Regions from separate parts of the Homo sapiens genome. Here region 2 is linked to region 1. Evidence: read pairs that join two places in POLR2A ChIA-PET (ENCODE). Cell type or tissue: B cell. All regions are shown on one strand. Links, peaks and the distances in the headings refer to the core of each region. The heading gives the core; the rest is flanking DNA.

What was found. Peaks named below come from ENCODE experiments on the same cell type or tissue, not always from the same donor. Only the 100,000 strongest peaks of a DNase experiment are listed, where the experiment ranks them.
Region 2: POLR2A ChIA-PET joins it to region 1 with 5 read pairs; 8 of 35 experiments call an interaction of 5 or more read pairs at or near these places.

What each region holds. Positions count from the first base shown.
Region 1 is chr14:55,065,558-55,068,057 of GRCh38, reverse strand. MAPK1IP1L (mitogen-activated protein kinase 1 interacting protein 1 like) reads right to left here. Exons shown (of 4, transcript NM_144578.4): 4 at 1-2,500. Among named protein-coding and RNA genes, the nearest start is that of MAPK1IP1L, 15 kb to the right of the region's middle. In B cell, for the core only: no CTCF peak of the experiment used is centred there; no DNase peak of the experiment used is centred there; H3K27ac peaks cover 1,345 bases.
Region 2 is chr14:54,997,673-55,013,988 of GRCh38, reverse strand. WDHD1 (WD repeat and HMG-box DNA binding protein 1) reads left to right here. Exons shown (of 26, transcript NM_007086.4): 3 at 393-504; 4 at 3,529-3,680; 5 at 5,270-5,381; 6 at 5,623-5,673; 7 at 6,614-6,709; 8 at 11,804-11,896; 9 at 12,997-13,103; 10 at 13,345-13,486. It also overlaps the pseudogene RPSAP13. Among named protein-coding and RNA genes, the nearest start is that of WDHD1, 21 kb to the left of the region's middle. In B cell, for the core only: no CTCF peak of the experiment used is centred there; no DNase peak of the experiment used is centred there.

The DNA of each region.
Region 1 (2,500 bases), core at 1-2,500:
TGAGAAAGTGGCAGGATGGGACAGACAAGCCAAGGTCTTTGAAGTGCTCCACTTGATTCTTGAGAACCGGGTGTGAATGACGACCTAAGGTCTATGTTTTAATTTTTGTCTTTTTGGTTTCAACATTTCAAAACCTAAGCTTCCAACTCCAAGAAACAGCATTCCTGAACACCTCAACTATTTCCATTAGATTTGAAAATTCTTCCTCTGAAGCCCAAATGTCAGCATATTCTATAATCTGTATCCCCCTCAAGACCAAATATACTTGCTAACAAGCAGTCTTTTCCATAAATCAGTTTCAGCCTAGCATGTCTTGTTTTGAAAGCAACATTGTTCCCTTTTAAAAAGAAAAAAAGGTCACGCATGGTGGCTCACGCCTGTAATCTCAGCACTTTGGGAGGCTGAGGCAGGCGGATCACGAGGTCAGGAGTTTCAGACCACCCTGGCCAACATGGTGAAACCCCCGTCTCTACTAAAAATACAAAAATGGGTGTGGTGGCGGGCACCTGTAATCCCAGCTACTTGGGAGGCTGAGGCAGAAGAATCGTTTGAACCTGGAGGCAGAGGTTGCAGCGAGCCAAGATCACGCCATTGCACTCCAGCCTGGGTGACAGGGCAAGACTCTGTCTCCAAAAAAAAAAGAAAAAAGGAAAAAAGCCTTTCTTGATGCTGTTCCCCATTTCTCCACTAAAACGCCTGCTTTTCTTAACTCCACACCGAACCAACCTGAAATATTTTGGCCCAGAATGCCAACAAGAATTGAAGAAAAGATGCTTTACAAAAATAACAATATAAAAGCAAATTATATTATCCCTTTTATCTCCATTCTTACATTAAAAAAAAAAAAAAAAATCGGCCGGACGTGGTGGCTCACGCCTGTAATCCCAGCACTTTGGGAAGCCAAGGCGGGCAGATCACGAGGTCAGGAGATCGAGACCATCCTGGCTAACACAGTGAAACCCCATCTCTACTAAAAAAAAAAAAAAAAAAAAATTAGCCGGGCATGGTGGCGGGCACCTGTAGTCCCAGCTGCTTGGGAGGCTGAGGCAGGAGAATGGTGTGAACCTGGGAGATGGAGCTTGCAGTGAACCAAGATAGCACCACTGCACTCCAGCATGGGCGACAGAGCGAGACTCCGTCTCAAAAAAAAAAAAAAATCTCCCCCAAATACCAGTTGCAAAGTCCTTGAAAACAAAGGGAGTACAATAGCAGTATGATTTAGGGCACACTGGACAGTATGGGTCACTAGCAAAATTATTATACTTATAGGGAGTAATAATCCCAAATTGTGTTCATGGCCCTTCAAATCCTTTAGCAACAGATTTTCTCCCAAAATCAATGGACTTCATAATTATAGATTCCCAAACCTGCTATCTCTTCTTCCTACTCAAATTATATTTGCTCCAGTGTTAAACTAAATACTGCTAATTTGTCAGCTTATCCCAATGTAGGACAGCCAAAATAACTGTAAGGAGAGCTATCTTTGCAGCCATCTCACTTTTCACATTACTTTATCCCTCCATGGTTAACTGACATTTTGATATTGATAATTCAAGCCAAGGCTACCTGCCTTGTAGACTAAGGGGGCTACTTTGACAACAGAGTTCAACAGTATTGTAGACAGCTAACACCTGTCCTTGAAGAGAAGTGAAAGAAAAAGCTAACAACATTCCGCAGTCTGAAAATATCTTAACAAATTAGTTTCTACTTTCTCATTTCTAAAAGCTTGAATCTATCATCTAGTTAACATAAGGGATGATTAAACACTGAATGTTCCTCTCAAAGGTAACCATTTTGCTTTCTTAGAAGGAGGTAGCTATCAAACCAAAAAACTGGCAGCATTTGGCATTCTTGACATTTTAATTAGAGCAGAAATAAACTACTAAATATTTTATTTCTAAGCAAAACAGAGCTCCAGCATAAATCCTGTTTGTCTGAGAAATTCACAATACATTTTAGAAATCCAATGGATACATTCAAAATGTTATCTAATAAATAACAAGGTCAGGTCTACTCCAAATCTAAGAATCTGATTTAAACATAAGGTGCCAAAAAACTACCAGGGCTTTTTTTTTTTGGTGGTTATAAACAATACTTGATATTTAAGCAACACAGTCACACTGCTTTAAACTTAGTTGCAGAGATCTACAATTTATTATTATTTTCAGTGTTAGAGCTAGAGGGTAATTTTTTCAAAGATGGCACTCAACTCCACTTATTTACCTGTCAACAAATACAGAACTGAACTGTTAGCCATAAGCACTTTACAAACAGACTCAGGAAACTATGCAGTAGACAATGACATAGCTTAACCAGACTCTGAAAAAGAGATACATATTTTGATTCACACTTGTACAAAGAGAACAGTCATGTCTGCATGACTTAAGGTTCCCTAAACACAACTGTTTTATGTTTTAGACCCCTGGAGTGTGCCAGTTTACCACATCAGGGAGGAATCAAGGGATGTGTGTGCTCCTTCTAAAGAACCAAGGGCAAGTGG
Region 2 (16,316 bases), core at 6,039-8,538, 60 kb after region 1:
ATTTTGTGAAAAAGTGGTAAATATAGAAGTAGCATTCCAAAAAACTAATGTATATGAAACTAGGTGACTTTTTTTTTTCCTTGAGATAGAGTCTTGCTCTGTTGCCCAGGCTGGAGTGCAGTGGTGCCGTCATGGTTCACTTGCAGCCTTGACCTTCCAGGCTCAAGTTATCTTCCTACTGCAGCCTCCCAAGTAGCTGGTACTACAGGTACACATAACCATGCCTGGCTAATTTTTTAATTTTTTGTAGAGACTAGGTCTCTCTGTATTATCCAGGCTAGTCTTGAACTCCTGGCCTCAAGCAATCCTCCCACCTTGTACTCCCAAAGTGCTAGCATTATAGGCATGAGACACCATGCCCGATGACTTTAATTTGTGTCTTTTCTTCACAGTTTTATTGTGACTTGTGGAAGTGATGGTGATGTGAGGATTTGGGAAGACTTGGATGATGATGATCCTAAGTTCATTAATGTTGGAGAAAAGGCATATTCATGTGCTTTGAAGGTAGTAAAAACAGTTATATCAATTGATATGAAATGATACTGGCATGTGATTTTTATGCTTGAGTGAAAAAATATTTTTGAATATAGATATACCTTTGTTTATCTCATGAAATAATATTTTAAAATGTATGATAATGCCGTAACTTGCCCTACCATTTTTTTTTGAGATGGGGTGTGAAAAATATTTTTGAATATAGATATACCTTTTTTTAATCTCATGAAATAATATTTTAAAATGCATGATAATGCCATAACTTGCCCCACCAATTTTTTTTTTTTTTTTTTTTTTTTGAAACGGGATCTTGCCATGTTGCTCAGACCGGTCTCAAACTCCTGGGCTCAAGCAGTCCTCCCAGTTCAGCCTCCCGGGCAGCTAGGACTGTAGGTGCATGCCACCATACCTGACCACCCCAAAATTTGTGGTTTATTAAAAGTGATTAATGGACATGAATGGTGAACCAATTAAAATAAATGCAGGAAAATAATACTTCCAAGAAAGGTTTAAATGTTCCCTTTTTTCCTTTAAGGGAAAACTCAGTGGTGTTTTTAGCTCACTGCTATGATTTGAATGTGTTCCCCTAAAAGCATGTGTTGGAAACTTAATCCCCAACATAACAGTGGTGGGAGGTGGGGTCTACTGAGAAGTAATGAGACCATGAGGGCTCTGGCCTCATGATTGGATTGATGCCACCATCTCAGGAGTGGGTTCATCATAAAAGGGTGAGTTTGATCCTCTTGCTCTCCCTCTCGCCCTCTCTTTACCTTTCCAAGATGGGATGATGCAATAAGAAGACCCTTGCCAGATGCCAACCCCTCAATCTTGTAGTGTCCAGCCTTCAGAATCATGAGACAATAAATTTCTGTTCATTGTAAATTACCCAGTCTGTGGGATTCTTATAGCAGTACAGAACAGACTAAAACACCTACTGATTCAGATAACTTAAGGAATTGTTCTAGAAAACGGGAATGTTTCATTAACTTTCCCAATATATATTCATATGTGTTTCTGATGTTTTGTGTAACGCAAATATGGGAATGAGATGTAGGTTACTTGGAGAAAGAAGACTTATTCAGAAGGACTTTGGAAATTAATTATCTATAAACCCCTAAGCTTTTTATTTGTGATGACTTTTAACTTGAGTGTATTGTGTTTAGGTAGAAAAATCTTTCCACAGAATTCATATTTTTTCCAAACCCAGGCGCATTTAAGGTAGATAAGATGATGTTTAGATATTCTTTTTAAAATGATCATATATAATTAGAAAATGCGTTCCCAGAAGAAAAAATGTAAATGACCAACATACATTAAATGTAAGCTAAATCTTACTAGTAAGCAAAGAAATGCAAATTTTAAAATTGGATTTTTTTTCCCCATAAGATTGGCAAGGATGAAAAATATTGCTAATCCCAGTAATAGTGAGGGCTTTGAGAAGTAAGTATTATCATACATAGTGGCTGGATACATAAGTGAGAAACTTTTTTTTTTTAGAGCAAATTGATACCGTGTATTAAAATTAGAATGTACACAGTCATTTCTGGCTATTTTCAAGTTTATGTGGAAAAGGATAGTAAAAGCACAATTCATAACAATAGCAAATGTCGGAAACAATTGAAGGGTCTTTCAATTGAGAAGTTAGTTTATAAATTTTGGTGGAGCCATATAATGGAATACTATGCAGCCATTATAAAAGTAGGGTATCTATTTTCATCAGAAAATATATTTATAATAAGTTGAAAATAAGTTTACAATAAGTAAAAAAAATGAGATTCAGAACAGTTAATATAGTGTAATCTTATGTTTGTTAAAATAAATAAATACATATATATATACACACAAACACACACACGAATATAACAAAATTAAGAAGACTTAACCCCAAAATGTTAATGGAGATTAATTCATAAAATAAGGAACTCACCCTCTGCTCAGGATACTTTTTTTTTTTTTTTTTTTTTTTTTTGAGACAGAGTTTCACTCTTGTTGCCTAGGCTGGAGTGCAATGGCGCAGTCTCAGCTCACTGCAACCGCCGCCTCCCGGGTTCAGGTGATTCTTCTCCCTCAGCCTCCCAAACAGCTGGCTGCCCACCACCATGCCTGGCTAATTTTTTTGTAATTTTAGTAGAGATGGGGTTTCACCATGTTGGCTAGGCTGGTCTCGAACTCCTGACCTCACGTGATCCACCCGCCTTGGCCTCCCAAAGTGCTGGGATTACAGGTGTGAACCACCACACCCAGCCCCAATACTTTCATATTGTCATTTTTTTCTGTTCAGTGAGCATGTACTGCCTTTGTATATGAAGAAGACTGTAAAGGAGGAAAAAGTAAACATGGTCTTGTATTAGTTTACTAAGGCTGCTGTAACAAATTGCCACAAAGTTGGTGGCTTAAAACAACAGAAAATTATCTCACAGTTCAGAAGGCAAGAAGTCTGAAATCAAGGTGTCGTCATGGTTGGCTCTTCCCAAGGCTCTGAGGGAGAATATGTTCCATTCCTGTCTTCTGGGTTCTGGTGGTGTGGCAATCCTCAACATTCCTTGCCTTGTAGGTATATCACTGCAGTCTCTGGCATGGATGCTGCATTTAGACTTTACTCTAAAAAGACATGTGATGTGTCTTTTGTTGTGGAAACATAGGGCAGTGGCCATTGTGGCCGTGCCTTCTGATGCCTTCTCCTCATTTTGAGACTAGCTCTGTTTTCTCTGAAAAGCTCTCTTGAGTCTCCTTCCTTTTTATAACACTTAGGATCCATAGAAGTACTATTCAAACATTTTTCTTACCAGAAGTAAAAGAAAAATTAGAGGCTAAGAGATAGGCTGCTTAAGGTAGAATTAATTTTTCTAAAGCTAGCAAATTTTTCTTGCTAATGCACATTCCAGCAAAGTTGTACATTTAGTGATAATTTTTCTCTTGATATGAACTAGATTTTTAAGGTTTTTTGTTTTTTACCGGATTTTTAACTATGGAGAGACTCCCAGTCATTTGGATTTGTTTTGCTAATGTTTCTTACCTTAATTTTTCTTTTAGAGTGGAAAACTGGTCACTGCAGTTTCTAATAATACTATTCAAGTCCACACATTTCCTGAAGGAGTTCCAGATGGTATATTGACTCGCTTCACTACAAATGCAAACCATGTGGTCTTTAATGGGGATGGTACTAAAATTGCTGCTGGATCTAGGTAAGGCTCTTTGACATCAGAAAAGGAAATAATGTTAGAACAAAAGGCCTTGTTTATTTGTTTCAGGGTAGTGTTTTCAGGACCGTGACTTAATTTTTTGTTGTTTGTTGTTTCTTCATATATTCTTTTATCTAGTAAAGGTTTTTGAGGACAAACTTGGGCTTCTTTTTGAATTGAAATATATTGCTTTGGCCGGTTGTGGTGGCTCACGCCTGTAATCCCAGCACTTTGGGAGGCCAAGGCAGGCAGATCACCTGAGCTCAGGAGTTCAAGACCAGCCTGGCCAACATGGCAAAACCCCGTCTCTACTAATACAAAAAATTAGCTGGGTGTGGTGGCGGGTGCCTGTAATCCCAGCTACTCGGGAAGCTGAGGCAGGAGAATCACTTGAACCTAGGAGGCAGAGGTTGCAGTGAGCCAAGATGGTGCCACTGCATTCCAGCCTAGGCGACAGAGTGAGACTCTGTCTCAAAAAAAGAAAAAAAGGAAAGAAATATACTGCTCTGCAGATGGGCAGATGGCCTATTTTATAATACTGAAAGCATAGCTTGATGGAAAATTTAAAAAAATTATTTTAGGGCTGGCGTCGTGGCTCATGCCTGTAATCCCAGCCCTTTGGGAGGCCAAGGTGGGCAGATCACCTGAGGTCAGGAGTTCAAGACCAGCCTGGCCAACACAGTGAAACCTCGTCTCTATTAAAAATACAAAAATGAGCTGGGCATAGTAGCGGGTGCCTATAATCCCGGCTACTTGGGAGGCTGAGGCAGGAGAATTGCTTGAACCCGGGAGACAGAGGTTGCGTGAGCTGAGATCACGCCATTGCGTTCCAGCCTGGGCAACAAGAGTGAAACTCTGTCTCAAAAAAAAAAAAAAAATTATTTTACTTAGAACTTGGGCTGTACAGTCAGAATATTTTGGAGTTTCTCTTGATGCTTCTTTGTCATAGGAAAACAATATAGTTGGTTGAATTGCTGAGGTGAAGTGAAAGGTATAGTACTTTTAAAAATGGTTGTAGCTATAATTAGATTAGCAAATAATAGAAGCTTAAGATGTAACTAAAGAAGCCATTTAGGAAGTGTTTGTATTTTAGCATAATGGGAAATCTTGACTTGTGTTTTCAACATATTTATAGAGCAAAACTAAAAGGTAAGCCATTAAATTTGGGTGCCAAATTTTATAAGTTGCCATAAAGATTTTGTGATTTTAAAATACTTGGACAGGCGTAGTGGCTCATGCCTGTAATCCCAGCACTTTGGGAGGCTGAGGTGGGCGGATCACAAGGTCGGGAGTTCAAGACCAGCCTGACCAACATGGTGAAACCCCATCTCTACTAAAAATACAAAAATTAGCTGGGCATGGTGGTGCACACCTGTAATCCCAGCTACTCGGGAGGCTGAGGCAGGAGAATCGCTTGAACCTGGGAGGCGGAGGTTGCAGTTGAGATCGCACCACTGCACTCCAGCCTGGGTGACAGAGTGAGACTCCGTCTCAAAAAGAAAAAAAAAAAAAAAGAAATATTTGGATCATAGCTTTTAGGAGAGGCCTTTGTGTTAGCATTTATTCATTTGCGTTACTCTTTTTGTTCTTAGTGATTTTCTAGTCAAAATTGTGGATGTGATGGATAGCAGCCAACAGAAAACATTTCGAGGACATGATGCCCCTGTTTTAAGTCTTTCCTTTGATCCTAAGGACATCTTTCTGGTAATTATTTTTTCCTTCTCTTTTTGTGTTTTTCCTGAATATGTTTAAAAATATATTTCCTACTAACTCTCTAAAAAATTTTCTGCTAACTCAACTTTTCAACCTTTGTTTTATTCAGTAAGAGAGTTAGCAGGAAATTTCACCCAGTTGATAAAAGGGCTTTTTGATTTAATTAATTGAACCACTTTCCATGTAGTATTATGGCTATGACTATAGAGAAATGTATTGTTTATTCCTGCAGGCATCAGCTAGTTGTGATGGATCTGTCAGAGTGTGGCAAATTTCAGATCAGGTAAACTCAGCAATTTAAATTTAAAGTTTTTTGCCCATTTCTGTAATAAATTGTTATATGTCGTATTACTGGGCCAAATTAATAATTGCTTTTCTTTGGAATTTGTTTCTTTGGTACCATTAAATACTGTTTTTGTGATCAAAGTCCACAGTATTCTAGTGCCAAATAAATACGTTGAAGACTAATTGCATTTTTACCTAATCACAAGGGGAATGATAATCTTATATTTAACTTTTTAAGTTTTGTAAATGAAGGGAATAAATTCAGTTATTTTATATTTACAATGTAATGACCATGCGTTGGGCCTTGGGTTAGATGGTTGGGGATAAAAAATTATGGGTCACATTTGATTTGGAGAGTCACATATACAGTTTATTCAAATGCAGCCTAATAAAGGTTTTAAAGGAGGTACGAAATAAGGTGTTCTCCAGATTGGCAGAGGGAACAGTTAAGTCTGCCCAAGGCAATCCAAGATGGCTTGGCATTTCTAGAGAGAATATGAATGTAATTGACTAGAGAAATATCCTCCACAAATATGCCTTAATATCCACAGTTCCTTCCCTTCATTCTTGAGCTATTTAAAAGAAGCGACTTTGACACTTTAACATTTTATAGTAGACCATTGAAGTTTTATTTTTGTAGTCATTCTAAGAATTTCACGTATTGGGGTTTTGTGTATGTGTGTATGATTATTCAATGAGTATATCATTTGTTTATTCTGCACAGAAAATACTCTAGTTATTTAAGATTTGTACTCATCATACCTTTGAAGGACTTAAAGCAGTTTAGGTATATCAGGTATTATTATAATTAAGGTGCATTAAGTTGCATTTTTCTGAGATATATATTGATTTGAAGAACCTTTAAATATATTCAGTTCTGCATATATTTTGGGGGGGATTTTCATAAAGGAAAGAAATTTTCTTTTTTTACCAATTAGACATGTGCTATTAGTTGGCCACTGCTACAAAAATGCAACGATGTGATAAATGCAAAATCAATCTGCAGACTTGCTTGGCAGCCAAAAAGTGGGAAGGTAAGTGATTCTTATTTTTCTTTTCTTTTCTTTTTTTTTTTTTTTTTTATTAGAGATGGAGTCTCACTCTGTCTCCCATGCTGGAGTGCAGTGGTGCAATCTCGGCTCACTGCAACCTCTGCCTCCCAGGTTCTAGCAATTCTCCTGCCTCAGCCTCCCGAGTAGCTGGGATTACAGGTGCACACTGCCATGCCCAGCTAATTTTTTGTATTTTTAGTAGAGAGGAGGTTTCATCGTGTTGCCCAGGCTGGTCTCGAACTCCTGAGCTCAGGCAATCCACGCACCTCAGCCTCACAAAATGCTAGTATTACAGGCGTGAGCCACCGTGCCTGGCATGATTCTTATTTTTAACCTTTGTTTTATTCAGTCCTTTTCAACTTTGAGTGTAAAAATAGTTTTTTTAATTACTTTTTAAAAATTTGGATTATAAATTTTAGAGTACCAAGCCAAATAATTAGTATTGAAATGCTTTAAGAAACATTTGAACTTTTTCAAGATTCATTTTGAAGTATAAATTTTGCATGAATGAATTAATTTTATATTTTTGTTCACATTCATGCTTAATGGAACAACTCTGGAGACAGTCTTATTATGTCCATTCTCACCATTAGTACCTAACATTTTGGAGGTACTAACTGATACAGTTAGACAACAGAAAGATATGAGAAATTTGAAAGGAAGAAAGAGAATGTTCATTATTTGCAAAGGAAATGTTTGTATATGAGTAAATCCCAAGAAAATCAACTGGGGAAGAAAATCATTACTACTAATAAGAAAATTTAGTAAGGTAACTGGAAGCAAAATTGTTTGTATACAGGATTGTTATACAAATACAGGATTGTTATCCTGTATACAAACAATAGCCATTTAGAAAGCATGTAGGAAAAATAATGCATTTACTTTTAAATTGAAAAAGATACAGTAACAGGTTAAATGTACAAGAAATGTGAAAGATCTATATAAAGAAACTTTTAACATGCTACCAAGAGAAGTAAAAGAAGACTTGGATAAATAGAAACATATATTCTTAGAAAGGAATTATTTGATATAAATAAAGATGTCAGTTCTTCCCTAAATTAATCTATAGTTTTGATAACATTCACATATAAAACAACAGCCTATGTGTGGTGGCTCACACCTATAATCCCAGCACTTTGGGAGGCTGAGGCAGGAGGACCGCTTGAGCTCAGGAGTTTGACACCAGCCTGGGCAACATAGCAAGACCTCGTCTCCACAAAAAAATGAAAATTAGCCAGGTGTGGTGGCATATTCCTGTAGTCCCATCTACTTGGGAGACTGAGGCAGGAGTATCACTTGAGCCCAGGAGATTAAGGCTGCAGTGGGCTATGATCTTGTCACTGTACTCCAGCCTAGGCAACAAAGCAAAACCCTGCCTTAAAAATAAAATGTCTCATCTGAAGGCTCTAAGGAAAAAAAAAAGAAAACAAAGTAAAATAAAGTACCAATAAGATGTCTAGGAGGACCAAATTGAGCTGATTCTAAAGCCCATGAGGGCTTTCTGCACTACCCAGAGAAGGATCCTTATGATGTTGTTCTGGATTCCCATCGTAACTTAAAGGGAAACTTTCACAATGTCTAGAACCTCTATGTCCTGCAAATGAAGGAGGAGGATGTCCTTAAGTTCCTTGCAGGAGGAACCCACTTAGGTAGCACCAGCTTTGTCTTCCAGATGGGACAGTACATCTATAAAAGGAAAAGTGTTGGCATCTACATCATAAATCTGAAGAGGACCTGGGAGAAGCTTCTCCTGGGAGCTTGTGCCATTGTTGCTGTTGAAAACTCTTTCAATGTCAGTGTCATATCATCCAGGAATACTGGTCCGAAGGCCATGCTGAAGTTTGCTGCTGCCACTGGAGTCACTCCAGTTGCTGGCTGCTTCACTCCTGGAACTTTCATTAACCAGATCCAGGCAGCCTTTTAGGAGCCACAGCTTCTTATGGTGACTAATCCCAGTGCTGATCACCAGCCTCTCACAGAGGCATCTTATGTTAACGTACCTACCATTGCTCTGTGTCACACAGATTTTCCTCTGTGCTATGTGGACACTACCATCCCATGCAACAGCAAGGGAGCTCACTCAGTGGGATTGATGTGGTGGATGCCGATCCAGGAAGTTCGCATGTGTGGCACCATTTCCTGTGGGAGGTCATGCCTGATCTCTACTTCTACAGTGTTCCTGAGGAGATTGAAAAAGAAGAGCAGCCTGCTGCTGAAAAGGCTGTGACCAAGGAGGAATTTCAGGGTGAATGGACTACTCCAGCTCCTGAGTTCGGTGCTCCTCAACCTGAGGTTGCAGACTGGTCTGATGGTGTGCAGGTGCCCTCTGTGCCTATTTAGCAGTTCCCTCCTGAAAACTGGAGTGCTCAGCCTGCCACAGAAGACTGGTCTGCGGCTCCCCACTGCTCAGACCACTGAATGCATAGGAACAACCACTGAGTGATCTTAAGCTGTTCTTGCACAGGCTCTTAAGCAACATGGAAATAAGGTTGATGAAAAATAAACATTGGGTCGGGCTCGCTGGCTCACGCCCATAATCCCAGCACTTTGGGAGGCTGAGACAGGTGGATCAGTTGAGGCCACGAGTTCAAGACCAGCCTGGGAAACATGGCGAAACCCTGTCTCTACTAAAAATATAGAAATTAGCTGGGCATGGTGGCACATGCCTGTAATCCCAGCTACTTGGGAGTCTCAGGCATAAGAATTGCTTGAACCCAGGAGGCGGAGGTTGCAGTGAGCCAAGATCACAATACTGCACTCTAGCTCAGGTGATAGAGCGAGACTCTATCTCAAAAAAAGAAAATAAACATTGGTTGCTAAAAAAAAAGGGAAAGTCCATGTGGAAAATGAAAAGTTTTGAAAAAGAAAAGTGATGCAAATAATTCAGTTAGATAATAAAACATAAAGTTATGAGAATTATAAGTTTGCTATTGAGTTATGAATAGACACATACCTGTTAAAGAGATAAATAGAACCAAATGTATATGGAAAGTTAGTGTATATAAAGGTAGAGAAAAGGAGATTTAGCAAATGTATTAGCACAAGGATATGAATACCAGGAAGTGGAGTGGGAATCTTTGAGGACCATCTTGGAAGCTTGCTTCTACATGATGAGTCTATATATAGGTATTTACTATATTATTATTTCAACTTTTCTATTCTTTTGAAATTTTTCAGGAAATAAAATTAATAAAGTAGATTGTATAAAAAGTAAATAGTTTTGCATGGTACAAAATATTAGTCACAGTACAAATGACAAACTGGGGAAGAAAATTTGAAACAATAAAACAGAGCTAATTTCCATAGTGTGCAAAGTATTCTTACAAATCAATAGAAACCCATTAGAAAGATGAGCAAAGACATGAGCAGACAGTGTACATAAAAAATATACAGTTGGTAGCTGGGCACAGTGGCTCACGCCTATAATCCCAGCACTTTGGGAGGCTGAGGCGAGTGGATCCCCTGAGGTCAGGAGTTCGAGACCAGCCTGGCCAACATGATAAGACCCCGTCTCTACTGAAAATACAAAAATTAGCCAGGCGTGGTGGTGTGCGCCTGTAGTCCCAGCTGCTCGGGAGGCTGAGGCAGGAGAATTGCTTGAACCTGGGAGGCAGAGGTTGCAGTGAGCCAAGATGGCACTACTTCTCTCCAGCCTGGGCAACTATATATATATAGTTCGTTTTTCTTTCTTTTTTATACATATATACACAATTGGCTTTTAAAATTATTTTTTCTTTCCTTTTTTTTGAGACATGGTCTCACTCTGTTGCCCAGGCTGGAGTGCAGTGGCATGATCACGATTCACTGCAACCTCTGCCTCCCGGACTCAGTTCATCCTCCCACCTCAGCCCCCAACCCGAGTAGCTGGGACTAGAGGCACGCGCCCACAATGGCTGGCTAATTTTTTTATTTTTTGTAGAGACAGGGTCTCATTATGTTGCTCAGGCTAGTCTCAAACTCCTGAGCTCTAGTGATCTGCCTGTCTCAGCCTCCCAAAGTGCTGAGATTATAGGCCTGAGCTACCACACCCAGCCCATGTGAACTTTTAACAATGTACATTCTAGATTTAAGTGATAATTGAGCTCAAGGAAATGTAGTATGTATTTTTTTTCTTTGCTTACAAAAAAACCTAATTTAAAAATTTTTTAAAATAAAGTTTTTATTATATGTTACTAATCCTTTTTTGGATAATCATGGAAAGAATACACAGTTTTATTTTTTCTACTAATCAGTTTCTTCAGAATAATGCATAAGAAGATACATTTCTTGTTTTTCAAGATATTTGAAGGATTCTGTCTTTATTTTCCTCAAACAAATGGGAGGAATTTTTATATCAGAAGGACCTAGATTCCTTAAGAAGTAGTATTGAAGGTCAGGCATGGTGTCTCACGCTGTAATCTCAGCACTTTGGGAGGCTGAGGCAGGAGGATCACTTGAGGCCAGAGTTCAGTATCAGCTTGAGCAACACAGTGAGACCCCATCTCTACAAAAAAACAGGAAAAAAATTAGTTGGGCTGTAGTCCTAGCTATTTGGGAGGCTGAAGCAGGAGGATCCTTTGACCCCAGGAGTTTGAGGCTCAGTAAGCTGTGATCACACCACTGCACTCCAGCCTGGGTGACAGAGCAAGACTGTCTCTTGGGGGAAAAAAAAGTAATCATATTTAAAGTACTAGTAATTACAAGTTCTCCATTTTTTGGGTGCAAGCAATAGAGTGATCACCTTTATTTTTTTCTCTTCCCATGACAAATTATCACCTATTTTTTGCTTATTGAAGTTTTAAGTAATGTTCTGAGTTTCATTAGTTGCCAATTAAAATACAGATTTGCGCCTGGCACAGTGGTGTATGCCTGTAGTCCCAGCTACTTAGGAGGCTGAGCCAGGAAGATCCCTTGAACCCAGGAGTTAGAGACCAACCTGGGCAACATAGTGAGACACCGTCTCTTAAAAACAGAAACAATAAAAACTAATTTGCTTTTATGTCTTGTAAATATATCTGAATGAATTTTGTGCCTTTTTCCTTCTTCAAATTCAATTTAATGTAAACTTTTGTTTACGTTGTTTATCTTTTCTAATAGTTACTGGCAATTCCTGTGGAAAAATCTGTTAAGCTATATAGAAGAGAATCTTGGAGTCATCAATTTGATCTTTCAGATAATTTCATCTCTCAGGTAGGTTTTACAAAGTGACACTTTCAGTGGGCTATAAGGAGCAGTTAATGCGTAGTTTGCCTGAATACAGTTGCAGTTAAATATTATTGGAATGGAAAACAACTCCTGGCTGTTGTATGTGGTCCATCTTCTAACAGCTCATCCTTTCTTCATTTGATCAATAACTGGATACTAAATAGGTCTTTGTTATAAGAAGTCAGATTTAACCCTTGCATAGTATTAGAACAAGTTGTTCTAAAATGATCAGTAGTTAGCCTTTATTGTTAAGTGAGTTTCACTGAGACTTGTGATCATGGACTCTGAAATTTTAGAGGAAGAAAGGTTGTTGGTCTGTTTTCTCTGTCTCTTACATGCGTAGATATTTACAGTTAAGGAAACATAAGCCCAGTAGGTCAGCAATGGCTTACTAAAGTTCACTTCACTTACTAGTTTTCTTCATCTTGATTGTGAATGCTAAGAGGATGTCTTGAATTGTCTCTCTTTCTAGGATAATAACATTTTTTAGGTTTTGCTTTGAAAATTGTGCCAGTGGCTGGGCACAGTGGCTCATGCCTGTAATCCCAGCACTTTGAGAGGCTGAGGCAGGAGGATTGCTTGAGGCCAGGAATCCGAAACCAACTTGGGCAACAAAAGAAGACTCCATCTCTACAAAAAATACTAAAAAATTAGCCATGTGTGGTGGTGCATGCCTGTAGCCCTAGCTACCTGGGAGGCTGAGGCAGGAGGATTGCTTGAGCTTCAGAGTTGAAAGTTGCAGTGAGTAATGATGGTGCCACTGCACTGCAGCCTAGGTGGCAGAGCAAGACCCTGACTCTAAAAATAAAATAAAATGGTGCCAGTATAATTTTTTTCATGATAAAGTAATAGCTGGTAGTGATACTTGAATGTTATTGAAAAGTGAGGTTAGAAAATAAGCAAACTTTGTCTTGTATCGAATATAATTAGAAATAATATAGAACAGGGATATAAAAATTTGAATTTGGTTGATTCCCCTCCAAATTCTTGAAAAAAAATGAAAAGAAAATTGAATTTGGTAATAAAATGAGTATTTAGTTTGAAATTTTACAAAATCATTATTTATTAACTGTTTTTCTTTACAGACCCTCAATATAGTAACCTGGTCTCCCTGTGGGCAATATTTAGCTGCAGGTAGTATTAATGGTCTAATCATAGTTTGGAATGTGGAAACCAAAGACTGCATGGAAAGGTATGATTTAGTGTATCTTTTGTCTCTTCTTTGCTCATCTCTATTAGTTTTGTATTTGTTTTATTTTGAAACATTTCAAATTTGCCATCAGATTGTCAGAATGAAAGTATAATTAAATTTATATTATTTATAAATTATTGTCAAAAGTCATTTATTCTTTCCTAACTAAAATTTACCTAAAGAAATGTACAATTTATATTTTTCTTGACAGTATTTTTAGAACCTACTTTTTAATTTTTAGGGTGAAACATGAGAAAGGTTATGCAATTTGTGGTCTGGCATGGCATCCTACTTGTGGTCGAATATCGTATACTGATGCGGAAGGAAATCTAGGGCTTCTAGAGAATGTTTGTGACCCCAGTGGAAAGACATCAAGCAGTAAGGTAAAAGGGAGTATGGTACAACAGTTTCTTCAAAATGTTTCTGTGATCATATGGATTTGGAAGACACCACAAACTGCCTTACTTTCTTGGAAAATTACCTTTCATGTTACTATAGTAGATGCTGAGTAGTAATCTATAGTAAGAAAACTTCTTACTTGTTCAACCTGATGTCTCCCAAGTGTATTTTACTAAGAAACTTTTTTCTCTCCATATAATGCCTTTCCAAGGAATACCTTTCATTAAATACTATTTTGTATCAGGTCTCAGTTTGGCCTGCAAACTGTTTCTACTCTGAATTAGCCTTAACTCTTAGAACTACCTATACACCTCCTCTGCTTAGTCAAACAGCTTTACTGAGCAACTTTAAACAGGCACCTTGTTTTATACCTTCTTGCTTTTGTTCATTATTCACCCTGCCTGGCAGATGTACCTATTTATATTCAAGTCTTAGTTTAGACTTCTGGTTACAGATTGCAGACTTAATACATGCATTTATAGCTGTCCCTCCTGAAACCCCCACAAAAACTATACTAAAGGCATTTTCTTAAATGCATAATCCCATAAGGTTAAAGAAGTCAGTTGAAGGGATGATTATAAAAATAATTTTGAGCTCTGCTGCAGTGACTCACACCTGTAATCCCAACACTTTGGGAGGATTGCTTGAGCCCAGGAGTTTGAGATCAGCCTGGGCAACATGGTGGGACCCCATCTCTACAAAAAATTAAAAAATAAAAATTAGGCAAGTGTGGTGGTGTGTGCCTGTAGTTTCATGCTCCTACTCAGAAGGCTGAGGTGGGAGGATCACTAGAGCCCAGGAGGTTGAGGCTACAGCAAGCCGTGATTGTGCCACTGCACTCCAGCCTGGATGACAGTGATACCCCATCTAAAAAATAAAAATAAAAAAGTGGAGGCTAGAAAATAGAAGGATGATGAGAAACTCACTTCAGCTTCTCAAAAAGTTGAATTCTAAAACTGTAGTTTCTGGAAGTTGAGGTGCTACTCAGTTTGCCTCACTGAATCCCCAGAGATTCAGAATTTGGTAGCACTAGGTGCTTCTAGAAGTGGGGCTGAAAACAGGAGAGGTGATTTAATAAGCACATAGAGTGTTCTAGTCTCAACATCTGTGTTCAAAGCTGGGTACCTGCCCTCCCCCATCTTCACATGCATTCTGGCAGAATGTTGGAGATTTGTTTTTTTAGAAAAGATGAAATAGACTGTCCTTGGTCTAGGGACACTGGTTACAGTTGAGTGGTCTTGGGTAAGGGGGAAATACTGTACTGAAAACAGAGGATTAAATGAAAGATTAGATACTTGAATGTTGAAATGATCATCTCACTTCTAGTAGGTTCCCAGAACATTGTCAGCCATTCTTATGCATTTCAGGCAGGAGATTGGAAAAATCATCTTTGGGGAATTTGTCTAAGAGAAAAGACGTAAAGAGAGAGTTTCTTAACTCCAGGGAAGACAAAAAGTTGTAAAAGAAAGGAACAGTGATCATAATATACTGTATGTGTAAAAAGATAGGAATAATGCCAACCACTTGGGGTTATTGGGAGGATTAAGTGAATTATGTATAGTTAGAACAGTGTCTAGCACACTTCATAAGTTTGGCATACTTTATAAGTGTTGGCTATTATTTTTATTATTCAGCCATGAATAGCATTTACATGATCTTAATAACCTAAATACTGTATATTGATTGAACCACAAGGAGGATATATCTATCTATATTGGGAGAATTGGGGTCGGAGAGTAGTGTACATGCAAGCATGGCGGTTGGGGTGGTTGTGAAAGGGTACCAGATCCTCATCTGCCATAGATGGAAGTTAATAGGATCTGTTAAACACAATGATTAAAAGTGAAAAAAAAAAATTCTACTAGAATATGATTTACAGGTATGGAAGAAGTAGCAAAGAAACAACTAAAAGAGCTGGAAGGATTTATTCTGTAGAGAAGTAAATTGGGGCTGTGGAGAGGACTGTTTTCATAGCACGCCTTGTAAAACTGCCTAACTAATATATATGCATGTGTAACATTGGTAAAAACAAAAAGTGAATTAAGAAAAAAAATTTTGGCTGGGCACGGTGGCTCACGGCTGTAATCCCAGCACTTTGGGAGGCCGAGGCCGGTGGATCACCTGAGGTCAGGAGTTCAAGACCAGCCTGGCCAACATGACGAAACCCCGTCTCTACTAAAAATACAAAAATTAGCTGGGCTAATTTCACATCTGTGAACATTTTATCGCCTTCATCATAAATATGAGGCACAGTCCTCCATTAAAAATTTTTTTTTTTCTTTGAGGCAAAGTCTCCTTCTGTTGCCCAGGCTGGAGTGCAATGGTGGCTCCCTGCAACCTCCGCCTCCTGGGTTGAAGCGATTCTCCTGCCTCAGCCTCCCAAGTACCTAGGATAACAGGCACCCACCACCACGCCCTGCTAATTTTTTGTATTTTTAGTAGAGACAGGGTTTCACCATGTTAGCCAGGCTGGTCTTGAATTCCTGACCTCAGGTGATCCACCCACCGCAGCCCCCCAAAGTGCTAGGGTTACAGACATGGGCCACCGTGCCTGGCCTCCCCATTTTTTTTTTTTGAGACGGAGTTCCGCTCTTGTTGCCCAAGCTGGAGTGCAATGGCGCGATCTCGGCTCACTGCAACCTCTGCTTCCCGGGTTCAAGTGATTCTCCTGCCTCAGCCTCCTGAGTAGCTGGGATTACAGGCTTGTGCCCCCACGCCTGGCTAATTTTTGCATTTTTAGTAGAGACGGGGTTTCACTGTGTTAGCCAGGATGGTCTCGATCTCCTGACCTCGTGATCTGCCCACCTCGGCCTC